2 separate regions of the Mus musculus genome follow, and region 1 is linked to region 2. A link is a loop called in an ENCODE intact Hi-C map of the cell type or tissue named here. Cell type or tissue: heart. All regions are shown on one strand. Links, peaks and the distances in the headings refer to the core of each region. The heading gives the core; the rest is flanking DNA.

Evidence for each region. Peaks named below come from ENCODE experiments on the same cell type or tissue, not always from the same donor. Only the 100,000 strongest peaks of a DNase experiment are listed, where the experiment ranks them.
Region 1: a loop joins it to region 2, with 12 times the contacts of the local background. A loop is called at or near these places in 20 of 42 quality-filtered maps.

The regions. Positions count from the first base shown.
Region 1 is chr1:154,277,102-154,287,002 of GRCm38, forward strand. No RefSeq gene overlaps it. Among named protein-coding and RNA genes, the nearest start is that of Gm30465, 18 kb to the left of the region's middle. In heart, for the core only: a CTCF peak has its summit at 4,509; no DNase peak of the experiment used is centred there.
Region 2 is chr1:155,000,436-155,010,336 of GRCm38, forward strand. Gm41977 (a long non-coding RNA gene) reads right to left here. Exons shown (of 3, transcript XR_878618.2): 3 at 8,257-9,901. Among named protein-coding and RNA genes, the nearest start is that of Gm51650, 6.5 kb to the left of the region's middle. In heart, for the core only: no CTCF peak of the experiment used is centred there; a DNase peak (open chromatin) is centred at 6,286; H3K27ac peaks cover 369 bases; H3K27me3 peaks cover 2,973 bases.

The DNA.
Region 1 (9,901 bases), core at 934-8,933, 720 kb before region 2:
ATAAGATTTTTGTTTTATAAATCCAAGTTTCTTACACACACACACACACATACACACACAGACACCCCCCCACACACACACACATTCACGCTTAGGCACTTAAAGAGTCAGAAAACATCCTATTAACATATTTTTAAAAACACCTTAAGATGAACTCTGAAGAAATAATAGACAAAAATCCAAAGCTCAAAGCTAGGGACATCAGATATAGAGTTGTGAAGTTGACTTCAAGCTAAAAAGGAATGTCTTCATCATTCCTCTGTATGTGATCACAACAGTGTATAAGAATTTAAAATAAAACAATAATCAAAGACAATGTAAGGGGCCCACACTAACAATAAACAGAGTGACGACAACGAAGATGCCGGTCCTGGATGACTTAGCCTTGGTGACCATGGGGACAGCTGAGCAAAGTGTCATCAAATAGAGGGGATTCCCTTTCAAAGAAAATGGTGTCAGTGGTGCCTTTGAGAAGTCACTGGAGACCAATGGCCCATCCCGGACTTCTTACTCAAGGTACAACTGTAAGCCAGATGCAGGGTGTTATTATCAGGGGTTAGAAAACAATTGACAATGAAATGTATTAAAAATATGGAATGTCACAGAACCTGATGCTATGAAATATAACAAAATCAATGTCCTAGACAGGTTTCTCATTAAAAGACAAAGATTCAGATTTCATTATCTTTAAAAGCCAACATACATGTTATCTATTAGAATGAAAGAAACGTGAGAATAAAATTCTTTTGTTTCTCATTTATTTTTTACTTTTTTTTACTGGATATTTTCTTTATTTACATTTCATGTGTTATCCCCTTTCCCAGTGCCCCCCCCCAACAACCCCTATCCCATTCCTCCTCCCCCTGCTTCTATGAGGGTATTTCCTTCCCCCACTCCTACCTCACCATCCTCGAATTCCCCTAGGATGGGTTATTGAGCCTTCACAGGACCAAGGGCCTCTCCTCCCATTGACTCCTGACAAGGTCATTCTCTGCTACATAGGCAGCTGGAGCCACGGGTCCCTCCATGTGTACCCTTTGGTTGGTGGTTTAGTCTCTGGGAGCTCTGGGAAGTCTGGTTGGTTGATATTGTTGTTCTTCCTATGGGGTTACAAACCCCTTCAGCTCCTTCAGTCCTTTCTCTAACTCCTCCATTGGGGATCCCACAGTGCAATGGATGACTGCAAGCATCTGCCTATGTATTTGTCAGGCACTGGCAGAGCCTCTCAGGAGACAGCTATATCAGGCTTCTGTCCGCAAGCACTTCTTGGCATCCAAAATATTGTCTGCATTTGGTGACTGTATATGGGATGGATACGCAGGTAGGGCAGTCTCTGGTTGGCCTTTCTTTCAGTCTCTGCTCCACACTTTGTCTCTGTATTTGATCCCGTGAGTATTTTGTTTCCCTTTCTAAGAAGGACCAAAGCACCCACACTTTGGTTTTCCTTCTTCTTGAGCTTCATGTGGTCTGTGAATTGTATCTTGGGTATTCTGAGCTTTTGGACTAATATTCATTTATCAGTGACTGCATACCATGTAAACTCTTTTGTGGTAGGGTTACCTCACTCAGGATGATATTTTCTAGTTCCATCCATTTGTCTAAGAATTTCATGAAGAGAATAAAATTCTAAGCAAACATTTGACAGAATAGTTTGTACAGATGCAACCAACAGGCAAGTGAATAACAATGGTGTCAGTCAAAAATAATTTAACACAAAGATTTTATTTACACACAAAGGTGTGATTCATGATGCTACAGAAACTGCCATAAACCTCCAGGCGCCAAGCAACATCTCAGTTCACAGACAAGAAGCAGAAAATTGCAACCGTAAGAAAAGATTTGAATATTATTTGGAATTTTAATGAAGAGTATAAGGAAGGAAATAATTGTGTAATAAATTTTTAAATGTTTAAAAAATAATAAAAACTTAAAGTATGTACCCTAGGTATCAGTTAGGGCTCTTTCCTGATTTTCTTTTATAAAATAACAAAGATTTTCTGGTTTCCAATTAAGAGAATCTTTAATTGGTCACATAGTCAGTCTGAGGGAAGAGGCAAAACACTGAAATTTGTCCATAATCTCTGACTTTCACAACTCAATGCACTTAGCATTATTGGTCACTAGAAAAACATGTTCACAATAGAAAGTTTTTTTTACAATGAACCAGGACAACAAAATAATAATAACAATAATAACACAGGTTATGATGTAGAAAACTTTTTGGTTAATTGTGTGATGCTGCTGCCCCTGGGAACACGCTTAGGAAGTTTCTCATAATATTAAACACAGAATTAGCATGTAACTGCAATTCTAGTGATACTCTATATATCAAGGAGAAAGGGAAAACACATATTTAGACAAAAAACTTATCTATAAGCAATTTACCAAGATTCATGGCATTACACAAAACAGCAACTACCCATTGGCCCATGAATTGGTAAATACAACCAATTCACATACTGCTGTAATAGTTTGACCGTAATGGAAAGGATTGGCCTTTGCTACAGTTAGGATAAGCCTGAAGGATGCTTTGCAAAGTGAGTGAAACTAGACAGAAACACACACCCACACACACATGCACACGCACACCCAACGACATTTTATAATGTGTTTCTTCCTGGGAGGATTTGAAGTCTGCTTGCACAGATGAAACATGACTGCATTTATACAAGATGCCCCAGACAGGAGAGTCTATAGAGACAGAAAGTGGAGGTCACTATGCCTGGGGGTTCTGGCCTGAGGGCATGAAAGAAAGAGGATATTTTTTAGGACTGAGCAAAAAGTTCTACAATGAAATAATAATGACTCTTATGCAAGTAGCAATAAATTCAAAACAATAAAATGATATACTTAAAGGAATGAATGTTGTGGCCCCTGTGAAAAGTTGGTAAGACTGCAGTGAAATTGTAATAGAAATATAAATTAATAATGAAATGTTTTTAAAAAGTTACAAGAAAAAATTGACAGTTATTTCTCAAACAATTTTTGAATAGTAGGGAAAAACTGCACCCATGGGCTTTGAGTTTTCATAAAATTAGAACATTATATACATAAAAATTGAAGGAATATAACCCAGCAGCCTGTACTTAAATGAAAATTTCACAGTGTTGAATCACTAAGGATCCAAAAATGAAGAAATAAGGAGACATAAAATATATGACTCTGGTACATCCGTCCAATTGGAAAGGCAGGGATTTTTAATTTTAGGTGATTCTCCTCTTCAAGATAGCAAACACAGCACTCTTCTATTAGCTCATGATTTTTTAAAGAACGGGCATAGTGTAAGCTATGCCATAGATGGCAGTTTCCTTAATGAAAATGAAATTCATCTGATTTCTTATAATTAGGACAGAGGAGAAACAGAGAGAGATTAGCTATAGGTGCTCCATATGTATTATGTATTATGTATGTATGTATGTATGTATGTATGTATGTATGTATGTATGTATGCATCTATCTATCTATCTATCTATCTATCTATCTATCTATCTATCTATCTATCTATCTATCTATCTATCTACCTATTGCTGGTCTCTTTCTCTAGTCTATGGTGATCTCAAATTCATGATCTTTGCACCTCCTGGGTGCCTAGATTAAAAATACATACCTCTGTGCCCAGTTCCCATTTCTCTCAGACTAATTTGGTGACCTGTATTGGTCACACCCAGGGGGGCATGGAAATGAGATATCTCTGAGGCTGTTACCCCAGTTTTCCATGTTTCCAGCCTTTGTAGGGATAGACAGTGTGCAGGATGAAAACCCAACCCACAAGTCTCTGCCTTCCATCCATGCCACCAGGGGCGTCCCCCATGTACTGTCCTCTCCAGAAATGATGCTAGCAGAACGCTTTGACATTCTCTGGGGCCAGGAGGCAGTTATTCTTACATTGCCTAGTCTCAGGACCTGTCACACTCTCCATTCTTACATCTTATAGAGGATCCTGAAGAGCTTTCTCTCTCAGCCCTCATTACAGTAAAAAAAATAAAATATTTATATTTTAAACATATAAATTTAAAAATATTTCTCAGCTCATTTGAAATAATGACCCAGTACTGGTTAATGTAAGTAAAATAATTATCTCTCAAAGATTTTAATGGATGACATTTAAACATTTTCGTCAGTCTCTGGTATTTTGGCTAACAGAAAGCAGCTTGATTCATATATGTACATCTGCTTCAATGCCTCTTTATCATAGTTCACAGAATCTCTGGAAAACTCCAGTATATACTCATCAAAGAGTAAGAATCAAAAGTTGAAAATATCCTCCCATAAAACCAATTTTAGGCACTCCCTCAAGACAGGCCATAACTACATTTTGACTACTATTGAAACGGCATACAGCACCAAGCTTTCAAATGCTTAACCGAAGACGTTGAAAGAGACAGGTTAGAGAGGGAGGGAGAGACTACAGGTAGGCAGCGCACCCAAAGACTTCAAGAAAGCAGGTCTGTGCAACAGGAAAAATACTGGTGCAGGTCAAGGGTGGAGCTGTTGCAGTTACACGAGATAGCCATTGGATGGCACTGGCGTTCCACTCACATGCACCCTGAGTCCCTACATCAGGACTGGCCCCTGTCTCCTGGAAGCCCACACTCCCAAGTTGGAGGACCTATGCAGCAATATTTCTTTTTCTTTTCATATTTTTGAGGAAAGTCGTGATTAAAGGGTGTCACAGAGGGCAACTTAAGTTCGTTTATGCTCACGCTAAGTTGGCACAAATGGGCATGTGCATGCTGGGGTAGGTGCGTTCAGATCATTAAGAGTGAGAATCTGAGAACATCTTCTAGTTTCAGGACAAAGTGATTCAGTATGTGTAGCTACAGGCTCCTCGACCTCGAAGACATTCTTGGCCACGGTTCCCAGGTCTGGTGGATGCTGGTTCAGAGCTCAAAGGTCATAAGTGGTCTATACACTCCAACAAGAACAGAGATGGAGGGTTCCGGAGAGAGTGTTAGAAAAGGGCCCAGCAGTTCCAAGGAAAAAGAGGCCTCTCTAGGAAGGTGTTTTTAGCTCTGCAAGAAGTCATTCAAAGCAAGTCCCTGATGGGAGTGTGGAGGTCACGTGGCCTGACCCATAATGAAGTGTTCACATGAAGAACTTGTCATGACTTCAGTTCTGCTTGCTCTTCCAAGTTGATTTGCTATGAATGTAGCTCTGCCTAGGACCAACCCTCAGAGGGAACGGAACGCCAGGATTCTACAAGTCTAGAGGAAGCCAGTGGCCACCCATTGCTCACTTTGCAGGGCTAGAGCCAGGACTCTGAGGAGTGTTGGGAAGGGAGTAGGCTGGTGAGGTGGACGGGCACATAATAAGGAACTGTGGGCAGTTTGAAGAATCGGGGCTTTCCTTGGGTATAGTAGAGAAACTGAAGTGCTATAAGCAGGTATCCTTATACTTGCCACGTTATAAAGAATAATTTTAAGACAATACAGAGACGGATCACAGAGTGGTTGCTGACCAAATGACAATCATCTCAAAGCAATTTATGGTTCTGGTTATTGATATGGAGTCATTTAATCCTGTGGTCCTTTTTATAAGCTAGGAGAGGTTATGACCCTTCTCTTTAGATGATACTGAAGTACAGAATAATTAAAAACTTCTCCACCTTCACACAGCCTTGTAACATGAAAGTTTGTCTCCATCAGACCATTTGAACACAGTCTCCATCAGTTATTTTGCTACATTGTATTTCTTGACCAGTAAAGGAAGAAACAGCTCTAAATTGCTATATACTACTTTAACACACATTGACTGCGGCCAGTGGGAACCCAGTGAGTGGGTGTTAAACCCTGATGGAATTGGGGGACAAGGGTGATTGCAGTGAGAAGTTAAAGCTGACAGCTGAGTCTGTGTTGTGGAAGCACATGGAGGTGGGGGAGAAGAGGGTGGAGAGGATCTCACACAAAAAGCAGGGAAGGCTGACATTGAAGTCCAGAAGAGACCAACCCAGAATCTAAGGGAAGCTAAGCAGATGGCCAGTGATAGTGGATCAGTTAGAGGAATAAACTCTAGTTTCTATTGATTTCAGATTGTTAGGTTCAACCCATTTATTTTCCCCATGGCAAGATCACTTAGGAGGCCACCCTTCCATTCCCAACTATTAGCCAAATTTCTCAGGTTCTGACTTGTGGGAGCTTGATTAAAATGCCACCATCCTATTCATAGTTCAAAACACTACCTTGGGCCAGAAATCAGCTAAGATTGAACCCTTGAGCTATGCATCACTCTATCTTGTTCACAAAAAGAGCAGAGAGAAAATAACTGAAGCAAGAGATCCTGGGGCACAGCTCTCTCTTGCTCTTCCATTGCCATACTTCAGAAGGAAGACAGTTGTTTTGCTGCGACTGCCTCATGAACCATGGAGCCTTGTTGATTTCTTGTGGTTAGTATTTTTCTCCACTGTGATCACAGAAAGTACATTTTAGAATTTAGCTTGACCAATGAGCCACTATTCTGCACCACCGGACTCAGTCTTTTTCTGACAACCAGCCCATCTTAAGGGGCCCGGCCAGTCTTCCATCTTCCATGGCTCACTCAGAGGTATCTCCCTGCATCCTAGACATGATCCCTGCAGAGCCCTCAAATCTGGAGGCTGCTCACCTCTCCAGATCTTGCCACACTCCCAGGCTCCAGGAAGGCTTCCTCCACCCACCACTCAGCACCAAGCTTTGGGTAATTATATACAATGCTTCCTCTGTCCTGGAGGTAGCTGCTGCTTTTCTCCATCCACAGAATTGCATCTTTACGTTTTAGTTTGTTATTCATGTTTTTAAAAGCCAAATGGTTCCAAACCTTGTTACAAAAAATAAAATATCTGCAACCTTTCCCAGGGACAGCCCACTTTTGCTATTCTTTGGACATTCATTTTCATTCTGCAGAATAACTTCCACATGAATCTCTTTGTTCTCCACTCTTGGAGACTCTCTATTAAGTTCTCACTATGAAAGAGGAAGATTTCTCTCTCTCTTTAGCACCTCCTTCCCCTGCCTCCACAATTTTCCTTTCCCCAACCTCCCAGAAGACTTATATCATCGTTTTTTAGTGAGATCTGTGTTCAGTGTTTACATAATTATGACTGTATTCACAGCATGCCCCTGTAGTAAAAGCACCATTACATTTCCTTTCTTGTACAACTTTTAATTTTCCCTGGAGTTAATAATTGTCCCAATTCTTCATTTGTGTACGTTCCTGTTCACTCAGCATCAATTTTTACCTACACATTTTCCACGTATGTAAATTTCTTCTCAATGTATTATGCACCACACATTAATTCCATCATTTTAACCTTGGAATGATCTAGATGCCTTCTCTCTTTCTTCTTCAGTCTGTGCTGTTTGCACTACAGACCTGCCAAGCACCTGTCTGTCTCAGTTTTCATCACCATCCCAGAATCTTCTTTTCCCCTTGCTTGCGCTGGATCGTTTCTTCTTGGATCCCATATTGTCTCATCTTATTATTCTTCCCTCTGTTTGCGAGACCACACCCTAGAGAAACATATAAAGGACATTAAATATTGAAAATTTCAGAGCCTGAAAATGGACTTATTCTCCCTTGATATTTGATTGACAGTTTGCCCACATATAGACTCCTGAATTGGCGTTATTTTTCTTCATAATTTTAAAATCAGTGTCTCACTTCTAATTTCTGGTGTCATTGCCAATGGACCAGTGGTCAGTGAAGAGAAGACACTGAGGCCCGCCATGGGCATTGTTGCCTCTTGATCCTCTGTGTGTGACTTTGCTGAAAGCAGGAAGGGGCTTCTTTCTCATGGAGTGTGAAGTTTTTACAGTGATATCCCTTGAAGTGAGGTTTTGCTCGTCACTGGTGCTGTCCACCTCATGCTCCTCGGCAATCCACGTGGTCCTTCCCTGGAGACCTGGGAAAGTGGGACTCATTCTGACTTTGTTCTTCTTCCTTTGGGAATTTCTTAGTATTTGAAGCTGTTTTTCTAATTTAATATTATTCATTTCTTGTATTCTTTGTCTTTGTATGTTTTTGTTCTGTGAGGAATTTTTTCAAGGTTATCTGCCAAGTATATGTTCATGCTTTCAAAGTTTTCACTTCAGAGAGAGCTTTAATATTTGATTTTTGAATGTTCCCTCATTTTAAAAGAGAACACTATGTTTGTTTCAACAATAAAACTCTTGAAAAAATATTGATTCTCTCTCTCCCCCATCTGTACACACACACACACACACACACACACACACAAACACACACACACACACACAGAGAGAGAGAGAGAGAGAGAGAGAGAGAGAGAGAGAGAGAGAGAGAGAGAGAGAATGTCTTTGTCTTGAAAGTCTTCTAAATACCTTTTTAAAAAATTTTCTTTTCTTAAAACGATGTTGTGGGCTAAGGAGGTTTTGGTATGAGAGAGCCTTTTCTCAAACATCTGGAAGTTCTGGTCTGTCCTTTCGAGATGAAAAGCAGGCACCGAGAAGCTCCTTGCTGGCGAATGGGAGCTGTCAACTATAAATAGCTTCATTGTTAGGAGACCTGGCTAGGCTGCTTCACTGTGGACCATGTCCTGTTGTGATAGCAGGGATGGCCTAGGTAGTAAGGCTCTGGCTGCAGATGCAGAAGGCTCTTAAATCCTGCCTGAGAGTCCCAGGAGTCCTGTTGTTAGGAAAGCATCTCTGGCTTTCCTGTTCCCTGTCTCCATCCCAGCAACCCTCTAGTCCACTCCATGGAGTCCTTTGCTATGGCGCAAGAGCAAAGCCTTGGACATGTAGAGAGTAAGAAGATGCCACTGGATGCTTCCTGCCTCTTAAACCAGTTGTCAGCCATTTCTCCTATGTCCATCTTTATTTTCCACCCTTGTTGTTGGACGTCTCTTGTGCTTTCCTGGGCTCTACTGTTCAGTTGCTTCTGCTGCCAGCTAAAAGCTCAGCCTTCGGAGCTTTGCAGAGTCTGTTAGCAAGAGTCCATCTGCTTTGCTTGTTTGTTTGATATTATTTCCTTTCCTTTGTTTGTGTCCCCCAAGATGTATTCCTTTTGAAAAAGATCCCTGTGTTGTTTCTGGTAAGGTTTCTAGAGACAGAGAAGATCTGTCTGCTCAGGCCACCAGTCTTCAGGAAGCATATAACTAGCCATGTGGCAGAATCTCCTATTGGGACCTTTGCCAGAGGCTTCTACATCTACAGGCTCGGCACCTTCCTTCTTGATAGTGTGTCTGTGTCTGAACCTTGTACAGAGCACTCTGCTTGCATATATAACATGATTACATAAGGCGTTTGGATCTTCTCACTGGATTATAAACTGCTTGAGTAAAGAAGTCCTGTTAGCTATTTTTACATCCTTAAGATCTAGCACACAACCAGGCGCCTGCATGCCCAAGGAAGGCATGTTGAAGTGAGCAGAAACTGTATGCCGTTTTCTGTGAGTGAACTCAACTATATAAAGAGAAGTCTAGTTATTTGATGGCAGGAAGCCCCCAAATTAAGTGTTTTCCCAGATCCTTTTTCCTCGCTCATGGAATGATGAGTAGTGGGATTTTAGACTAAAGTTTGCCTAAGAAACTGCCCTTTTAATCTAGGACATGCAGAGGAAAGGGTTACTCACCCCAGGAACTATGGTGATCATGAATCAAAGAAATGAAGGGCTGATTTTTGTCAGTGAGTTATTCAGGTGTCCTGGTTGCAGAGAGAGAGGTGTTTATGATCACTATCTCTTGTATAACAGGTGTTGTATCACAGTGTGATTTGGAATGAGTGTTCTATACTCTTCTGTTCCCTCATGGCCTCAGAGCATACTTAGCCTAGCATGTCCTAGTAAAGAGCATATCTTCACAGGCAAGGCTGCTCAGAGCTAGGTGTAGATGAAGAGCCTCGGAAGTTTGTGGGACCAATCATCACATCAAGAGGATCTTGGGCTCAAGTCTCCCTACTGGGACTCCAGC
Region 2 (9,901 bases), core at 1,303-9,302:
CAGGTTCAGAAGTTCAGTCCATCATCATCATGGTGGAAAGCATGGTATTGTGCAGGCAGACATGGTGCTGGAGGAGCCAAGAGTTCTACATCTTGGTCCAAAGATAGCAGAAGGGGATCTTGTGCCACACTAGGCATAGCTTGAGCATAGGAGACTTCCAAGGCTTCCTCTACAGGGAAACACTAACTCCAACATGGCCACACCCCTCCAATAAGGCCACACCTCCTAATAGTGCCACTCCCTGTGGGCCATTCCTATTCAAATCACCACAGATACCATTTTTATACTTGTAATTACTTGATACTCTGAGAACTTAGAAACAGCTGGTAGAGTGGCGTCTCTGTGAACCCTTTACGTTCCATTGATCTTGTATGGATGGGGGAACAGATGGACAGATGGACAGATGAACAGAAGTAACAGCAGCTGAGCTACAGAGCCTTCCAGCCAGCTAAACTAATGATACAGTGGCTATTTAAAGGAATCAATTAGACTGATTGGTAATTAGCATTTCAGCAGTTAAGAGGCAAGAGAAGGAGGGACTATTATCAGAACATGTACTCTGAAGCCAGGCTGCCTCCGTTCAAACCTCATATCTACCACAGAGCAGCTGAGTAACCTCGATCTGGTTATTGACCCTCTCTGAACTCCAGTTTCCTCATTAAAATGAGACTGTTAGCTGACAGAGTTACTGGGAAAAATCAAGTACATTTTATAAAACAATATGCTTATCACTTACTGTAATGATACTTGCCAATTTCACAGGATCTGACATCACCTAGGAAATGCCTGAAGACACACCTGGGTGGGATTATTTGGCCTCTGGGCATACCTATGGAGGATTACAGGCTACTATGACAAGATTTTGTCTTTAAAAAAAAAAGTGAGGGCTGGTGAGAGATTGCCCAACAGATAAGAGTACTTGCTGCTCTTCCACAGAACCCTGCTCAATCTCAGCACCCACGTAGTAGCTCATAACCAGTTATGAATCCTGTTCTAGGAGCTCTGATGGCCAGGCACACACAGAATATATAGACATACATGAAGGCAAAACACACACACACACATACAAAATAAAATTTAAAGTTTGATGTGGTGGCACATGCCTTTAATCCCAATACACGGGATATAGAAGCAGACAGATCTCTGTGCCTTCAAGGGCAGCCTGGTTGATCTACGTAGCAACCAGGACGGCTAGGACTACACAGAAAGACCCTTCCAGAGAGAGAGAGAGAGAGAGAGAAAGAGAGAGAGAGAGGACTTTTTGATAGCTGACATGATTAGGGGTGCTCATTTTAATAATGTCATGCATTTACACACTGGAAATTAGAAAGCATGGAAACTCCTAACTCAGAGAGCCAGACACCTCAGTAGTCCAGTCTAGCATTGAAGGTCTAAAAGCTTCCTAGAAAGTCACTCTGCTGAGTTCACACTAAAAGGTTGAAAGATCTGAAGTCTAATGTCTACAGGAAGCAGCCATCTACACAGACAGAAAAGGGCCTTGCAGGTCCACACACGACCTTCCATCCAGGCCACCAGCCCATTGGGTGGAGCCTTCCTTCCCCAGTTGCCGTCCCATCTGCCAATCCTCTCTGGAGATGTCCCACAGACACACAAAGGCGTGAGAGCGGAGACTCAGCATCACAATGAAAAAGGACAAATCTGCATCGCTTCCAGACTTGCTTTGGGTATTTGCTGGGTGAATGGATGATGTTAGTTATCACGGTACTCAAGGCTCCTTATGCAAAGACTGAAAGAAGTCCCTCATAGAACTCAAACATTTACTTCTCAAAGCAAACTGGAGTACCTTATCCTGAAGAACTTTCAGAAATTGGTATTCCAACATTCTAGAGCAAAACTAAAATGCATGCATTATGGCATCCTACAAGTGAGTTTTACAAAAAAAAAAAAAAAAAAAAAAAACTATGCTGCTCTCCTGAGTTGGGTAAGGGCTAAACAAACCAGCCCAGGGTGCAGGTGGCTGCCAAGTTAGTTTCTTGCAAGCAGGAAGAGAAGCTCTAAGTGGACCTCGGAGCAGTGGGTGGAGGGGTTTTTACCTTCTGTAAGCCATAATCTTGTTTCTCTTGGCCAAGATGCTGGAGAGGACTTGGATTTGTGTCTTGTCTACAATCACAAGCATCTGTTTGAAGATTGTGTGCATAAAGCATCCTGTTTGATTTTTAGAACAACCATTTTATGTGCTGAAGTAAAACCCAGAAAAGAATGAGGCAGCACCCTGAACTCAGTCATTAGTGAGGGCAGAGCTGGGATTTCACACTGAGAGTCTCAGATGAGTGGACTGCCAAGCCAGCAGGGAATTCACAAATTTTCTGCATCCGCCCTCTCTTCACAACTTTGGTTCTTGTCATTTAATACTATGAGGGTCCAAGGAAGGGTGCTTGAATCTCACACACAAGGGAAAATAAGATGGACATCGGAGGTGGTTGGAGGGAGAGAACTGGGTGGGACAAGAAAGTGAGGGGGGAAATGGGGATAGGGAAGAGGGGGCAAGAGGGCTGAAAGACAGAAGGGAAAGTGGTGGGGGCACATCTCTGGGATGAACAGGAGACCTGGGAGGAGGGAAGGACCAAAAGTCTATGGGGGTGACCCTAACTGAGACTGCCAGCAGTCTATGGCTATGGAGTCTGATGTGGCCACCTCCTGTAGCCAGGTGTGACTCCCAGTGGAGGGAGAAGAACACCAACCCACCCACAAAACCTTCTACCTAAAATTTGTCCTGCCTACAAGATGTTCGGGAATAAAGATGGAGCAGAGATTAAGGGGACGACCAACCAATGACTGGCCCAACTTGAGACCCACCCCATGGGAGAAAACCACCCCCTGACACTATTAATGATACTCTGCTATGCTTACAGACAGAAACCTACATGTCTTCTGAGAGACTTGATCCAGCAGATGATGGAAACAGATGCAAAGACCCACAAACATTAGGCAGAGCTCTGGGAGTCTTGTGGAGGGAAAAAAGAAGGATTGAGGTGGCCAACGGGGTCACCCCACATGAAGACATACAGAGTCAACTAACCTGGGCAGGAGGGAGCTCACAGAGACTGAACCACCAACCAAAGAGCGTGCAGGGGCTGGACCTAGGCCCCTTACACATTGGTAGCCGATGGGCAGCATGGTCTCCATGTGATTTGGAGAAGGCAACTTTGTCTCCATTGCCTTTCCTTTGGACCCCCTTCCCCTAACTGGGCTACATTGCCTGGGCTCAGTGTGAGAGAATGAGCCCAGTCCTGCTTCGATGTAATGTGCCAGGGCAAGGTAGAATCCATGGGGAGCCTTCTCTTTCTTCCCTTATGTGGAAGAGGGGAGTGGAGGGAGGGGGATGCAAGGGTAAGACTGGGAGGGGGGTCGGCAATGGAGATATAAAGTGAATAAATAAATTAAGAGTATAATAATAATAATAATTTTCAACATGACTTTCTTTGTTTTCAACTGGAGCTAGTAGGTAGTAGAGACATCACATAACTTTTTTTCTTTTTTTCCAAGACAGGGTTTCTCTGTGTAGACCCGGATCTCCCAGAAGTTGATTTGTAGATCAGGCTGGCCTTGAACTCACAGAGATCCACCTGCCTCTGCCTCCCACGTGCTGACCTGGACACTCACCACTTCTTTGACAGGACAGACTGTGCCCTTCGTGAGCTCCAGGGGTGCAACAGAGTGAGAATCTCATAAGGGTGTCACCCTTCTGTACAGTAACAGAATGGTGAGAAACCAAAGCCTGCTTACAGTGTGGACAGAAGACATGAAGGGATGACCCTCGGGCCCTTCGGTGCTTAGGGATGTTAAATTTGGAGACGCTGAGCTCTGCTCTGCAAAGGAGAAGTTTCTTCAGGTTTGCACAGCACATGGATCCCCTGGGACTCCATCCTTGCTGAGGGAGCATCACACCTGTGAGACACCAGTATGGGATGTCTTGCACAGGGGCCATGACGCTGACGGATGGGGTGGGAAGGGTTGCATTCCAAGCTGTTGGGAGAATGTAAAGAATGAAAAGTGGTCAGCAAGTCCAGAGCTAAGCTCCCAGGCAGGAGGCAGGAGGTGTGAGAAGGTTCAGGAGCTGATGCCAACATGCATCAAATGTCTCACTGGGGCATATGTAGCTTACCCATGTGGCTTACCTGGAAACCCCTGGAGACAGTGAGGTATGTGTGGCCCACAGATACTTGAGACCGTGTCTGTCTTGGTTGTACTCATCTCCTGCCCTGTTTCAGGTGTCTGGAACAGTATGTGGCACATTTGTGAAAGAAAGGGAAGGTGGAAAGAAAGAAGGAGAAAGAAAGGAAGAGAGGAAGGAAGGAAGGAAGGAAGGAAGGAAGGAAGGAAGGAAGGAAGGAAGGAAGGAAGGAAGGAAGGAAGGAAGGAAGGAGAAAGAATAGAGACAGAGAAAAGGAGGGAGACCTGAGTAGACTTACATTAGAGAATATGCTCAAATGCAGAAGGTGTCAAGGGAGCAATCAGACCCCTGTTAGCAAGTCATAGCAGTAGCCCAGGTAAGAACTGGCAAAAAGAATCAGAGGTAACAGAAGAGGAGTGGGCACAGTCAATCAGCAAGAAGGGTGGTCTCAGCAAGACAAGCTAAGCACTGGAATGGACACAGTGTCCGGAGATGGAAAGGTGATAGATGCCTCACACAGACCCTTCCCAAAGGGCTGCTTGGAAGGAGAAAGCCTTGGGACTTGGAGCTGCATGATACTCCAGACCCACTCCCAGAGAAGGAGAATGAAGCCACATCCTCTGTGAGCAGATGGGGGGGGGGTGAGAGGGCTAGGGTGGTGGAAGGAGGTAAGGGCTTAGCCCCTGCAGTGATCAGACAACCTGAGGCAGCTCTCTCCCCTGCTCACTGGGAGGCCAGCCCCACACTTCAGACGTACACACCCCTCCCTACCCCCCTGCAGACAGAAGCAGCTAGAAGGAAGCCAGGAGACAAGGAAGCCACCACTGGTGGGCAGCAGCATGCAGTGCCAAGCTGGGGGTTGCTGGCAGCAGCTGAGGTGTCAGGGGACACAGGAGATTGGGGGGAGGGCACGGCTTATGCTATTGGAAGCACACAGGGAGGCAGCCTCAGAGCTAGGGTTGGCAGGACCATGGTGGATTTGATGTTCTGTCGGGAGAAAGCCAGAGAGACTCCTTTTCCCATGTGTAGGCATCACTTTTACATTTGGTGTGGCAACCTTGGCATGTCCTCTATTCTGCTCTAAAGACTTAGAACAAGTTGGGGAGGAGCCAAGGAGATCTTGATGCCCGTGTCTCAGCCCCTACCCCACCAGCCTCTAGTGATACAAACTTAAGTTCATAAGCCTGGGCAGCAGCACTTGGGTAGCCCAAGGAACACAACCACACCACTCCTTCTGAAAACCAGCCCAGGATACGACAGTCCACGACCACAGCATTTTGAAAAGATGAAATATGCCTCATCTCTGGAAGGATCCATGCAAGAATCAACAAGTTAACCCTCCATGGTTCAGAGAAAGCTCAGGAGGAGAGATGTATGGCTCACCCAGAGTCACAGAAGGAGCCCAAGAGCCCAGATGTAAACCCAAGGGAAGGGTCTCTGCACAGCTGTTATCATGCATAAGCAATCCCCACCACGTGATCTGCTCACATAGCTCTCAGTTTGATGTTGACATGTTTATTGAGCATATACTATGTGCCAGGCCCTGTGCCAGACACTAGAAATACAAAGATGGCCGTGGGATGTGTAGTCTCTGCTTTCACAGACTTTGTAGTTCACTGGGAAAGCTGACATGAAACCAGATCTTTAGAACAAGCAGAGCCATTTTAAGGGGTAGGTGAGATCAAGTTACTTCCTCTTACTTTCCGGGTACTTTCCGAGTAATGCCTTAGCCCATTTTGTAGGAAAGGAAATCGAGGTTGCGAGAATTAACCACTCATCTCCGTGGTCACATTAGCTAGAGAGACTCACGCTGTCTCCTCTGTATATCTCTGCTCACTGGTAGCTTGGAATTCACCAATACGTGGGTAACTAACGCCTAAAAACACCAGAACTCGGGTTCTGTTTAGCCTGGGTGCAAAGCCAAGTCAGAAACCAAGGGCCTCCCCAGAAAACCCTGCAGAACTTTGTATGGAATGAAGGCTCCTCTCTCTAAGGCTGCTCTCTTACATGAACACCATCTCTACTCCAGCTCTGGGCTGTAAGCCCCGGTAGCCATGGCCCCGGTAGCTTCCAGAACACACAGATTTGCTGAGGACTAGGTTAGCCACTTGGTCTGAAACAGCATTGTACACGCGGGACACAGCACCACCCAGTGGCAACATGAGGAACCGGCCGCAGAGGCCGGAGGCACCAGGCGCACCCTGGCGGCCTGTAGGAAAAGAAAACTCCAGGAACGAGTAAGCTTGGAAACCCCTGTACAGAGCCGTGTACAGGCTCTTTTTCTCTCTATGGGTTGGACACGCCTAACTCCAAAGTACCCTTCCCTAGAAGAATATCTTGCCTGGGTGTGTGGCTCCTTCTCCTATGATGTAGCCCTGGCTCTCTTACACCCATGGGGAAAAGCACCCAAGATTCATTGTGTATGGTGCAGTCAGTCTTGGGGTTCCATTCTGCAGTCGGGGAGGGGGGCTGCAGGAGGCGGGGTAGAGGAGAGAAAACTGAAAATCTGCTCAGCTTCCTTCCCAGCAGGGATGTAAGCCTCAAAGGGCTGGAGAACAAAACAATCATTATTCAAATTTTCTGCTTCATAATAACCTTAGCAACCATGTGGTTACAATTTTATGAATCTTAAATGTCCCCCGAAGGCATGAGTTGAAAACTTCATTGCCAGTGAGGGACAGGACCAGGAGGTGGTAAAAGTCCTTAGGAGGTGGGACCCAGCGGAAGGGAGTGAGGTCATGGGGGTTATACCTTGCAAGGCATGACAACAGTCATATCCAGTCATAATCTCCACCCCTCTCTTTCTCCCTCTCTCCTTCCCTCCCCCTTTCTCCAGATGCCATGAATTAAATAGTTTTGCTCAACCATACAACCATACTCCCCAACACACACACACACACACACACACACACACACACACCATGTTCTGCCTCCCTACAGGCCCAAAATGATGGCATCTAGTGACAGTAGACTTACACCTCAGAGACCATGAGCTTAAATAACCCCTTCCTTCTTATAAGTAGCTTGCTTCACATACGCAAAAAGAAGTGGAAAGCAGGGTAGCAAGCCCGTGGGGTCCAAGCGAGTACCAGTGCATTTAGAGAGCATCATCCCCAGGCCCTGACTATGACACATTCCTCACACAACATCGTTCATTTGTTATTGCCCACCCACCCACTGAGATCCAAATACTCAAAGTTCCAAAGAGAAAATTTTAATTTTCTTAATTTTAATATATAAAATGTACAAGAGAGCCATTTTTTTTCTGAGACAGGGTCTCTGTGTAGCCCTGACTGTCCTGGAATTCCCTCTGTAGACCAGGCTAGCCTTGAACTCAGAGGTCTGCCTGTCCCTGCATGCACCACCACATTCAGCAGGAGCCAGTTCTTTAGAACGGACATTACAGTTCCCAATGCACTGGGAAGGAGAAGCCTAAAGGCCTGACCCACTTCAGTGGGATCACAGAACTGCGTGTGATGCCCCTGGTGGCCCAGCATGTATACAGCTTGTGAACACCTCTATCCATCCAGAGAGCTGCGTTCCTTGTAAAATCTACCTGTGTGTTCCATTCTGCTCTTCAGGGTAGCCCCAGATACTAGCCATGGATCATGAGAGCAAAACTAGCCCACTTCCAAGTCCAGGGCCTGAAGCCTCAAGACAGAATAAAAATTGCCTTAAGGGAGTAGGGATGGGGCAGAAGTAAGAAGCAGCCCTAACCCTAAATCTTATCCTTAAGCAGAAGTGTTTAATTAATTGTGTGATGGTTTCAATGAAAATGGCCTCCATAGATCCATAGAAAGTGGACCTATTAGGTGCTGTGGCCTTGTAGTAGGCGTGGCCACTGGGGTAGGCTTTGAGATTTCAAATACTCAAGCCAGACCCAGTGTTTCCTTCTCTCTCTCTCTCTCTCTCTCTCTCTCTCTCTCTCTCTCTCTCTCTCTCTCTCTCTCTCTCTCTCTCTCTCTCCTGCCTGCCCAACCAGATGTAGAAATCTCAGCTCCTTTTCCAGCACTATGTCTGCCTGCATGCTGCCATATACTTCCTTGCCAGAATGATAATGGACTAAACCTCTGATGTGTAAGCCCCAGTTAAATGTTTTCTTTTATTAGAGTTGCCATGGTCATGGTGCCTCTTCACAGCAATAAAACCCTAAGACTGTGTGTCTACATACCACAGTGGCTACAACTACCATAGGAGTGAGGACTGAGGCGAGATGGCTGTCTGGGACTACAGTTTCCTACATTAACATATCTCCTAAAAGCCCCTCTGATATTCCATCCTGTGCGAGTCCCCTGTCCCCAACTCTTCCATCTTCTCCCCAGTGGTCCACACGCACTAACCCAGTCTGTGCATCTCTTCTACACCATAGTTTTGTCTGATTTGTTTCCCCCCCCCCATCAAATCCTAGGCTACTGTGTGAAATCTATTTCTTCTGTGATGGTTTTCTGGAGAGGACCAGAGCCTGGATATACATCTGAGTGCCCGGAGGCCAGGCTTAGACAGCAGAGATGGCCCACTAAGCATGTGGATTACTGACAGACAAATTACATCACTCTGAGATCTATCCTCTTGCTGTTGGGGTTTCCGGGCCTGGGACATCTCCGTGATGCTCCTATTCTATCTTGGAATACGTCAAAGGTGATGCAGGAAGCTCCCAGAACTCCATCTCCCTCTCTGAGCACCTCTTCTCCCCTCTAATACCAAAGAGGGAGATGACGTTGACTGGTCAGCTTACAGGACCCATATTGCTCACCTGTATTTGCATGTGGCTAAAGATGCTGTCTATAGAAGGAGTCCAGGGCAGAGCTGACCAGGCTCTCTGTCCTATTTGTGCAGCAGATGCCACTGTGTGTATTGGCTCAGACACACACTACTGTCCTCACACACAGCTGGCCAGGACACACACAAGATCAATAAAGATTTGAGGAGAATGAAACCTTGAGGCTGAGCCCAGGTGAACTCAGTTCTCTACATGGGGCTTCTGAAACATGCCTAGCTTCTACTGAAGTTACCTCTGCTTTCTTCCCTGTTCTTCATCTAGGTCTCTCTTAGAGGGGCCTAAGAGTAGTGGTTGCTATGACAGAGATCTGTCCGGGTTCCCCTGGCTATAGCATATGTATGTGGTCCTCAGGATATATAGTTCAGCAGGAAGTTGAGCCATACCGTGACTGAGGCAGGAGCTAGACTAAAAAGATCTGAGGGAATCGGTAAATGCTTCAGAAAAAGCCAAGTATAAGCCCAGCCTTGAAGCACACATGAGACTCCACAGTGATCTGGAGCTGTGAGACATGAACTAAAACAGAACTCAGGAGTGTTTGGAGAGGAACAGAGTCTAGCGTTGCTGACTGTGTGGATAAAGATATCATAGACTAAGTGGTCCAAACAGTTAGGTTGAACATACGGGATAAGACCCCAGGATGCTGAGCAGAGACAATACCCGAGGGTTGTGGGAAACTATCGAACAGGGGAGGCCACCTTCCAGGAGCAGAGTTTGGGCTCTGGGTCAGATGAATCTGGCAGACATGTGCGGGATGAACTGGAGACAAATAAGACCAATTCAGAAGGCAGAACAATGATGAGGCAACAGGAAGTGAGAGTGGGGTCCTGGGAGAGGCAGAGAACAGAACCTGGAAGAGCAGAGCTATGAGGGGGAAAGATGCTGAATGGAGGCTCAGGCACGCTCTGCAGGGAGACCTCCACGAGAACAGGCCCCTTCTGCAGAGCTGGAGAAGTTAGGGGAGCCAGAGCTGAGCTGCAGAACGATGA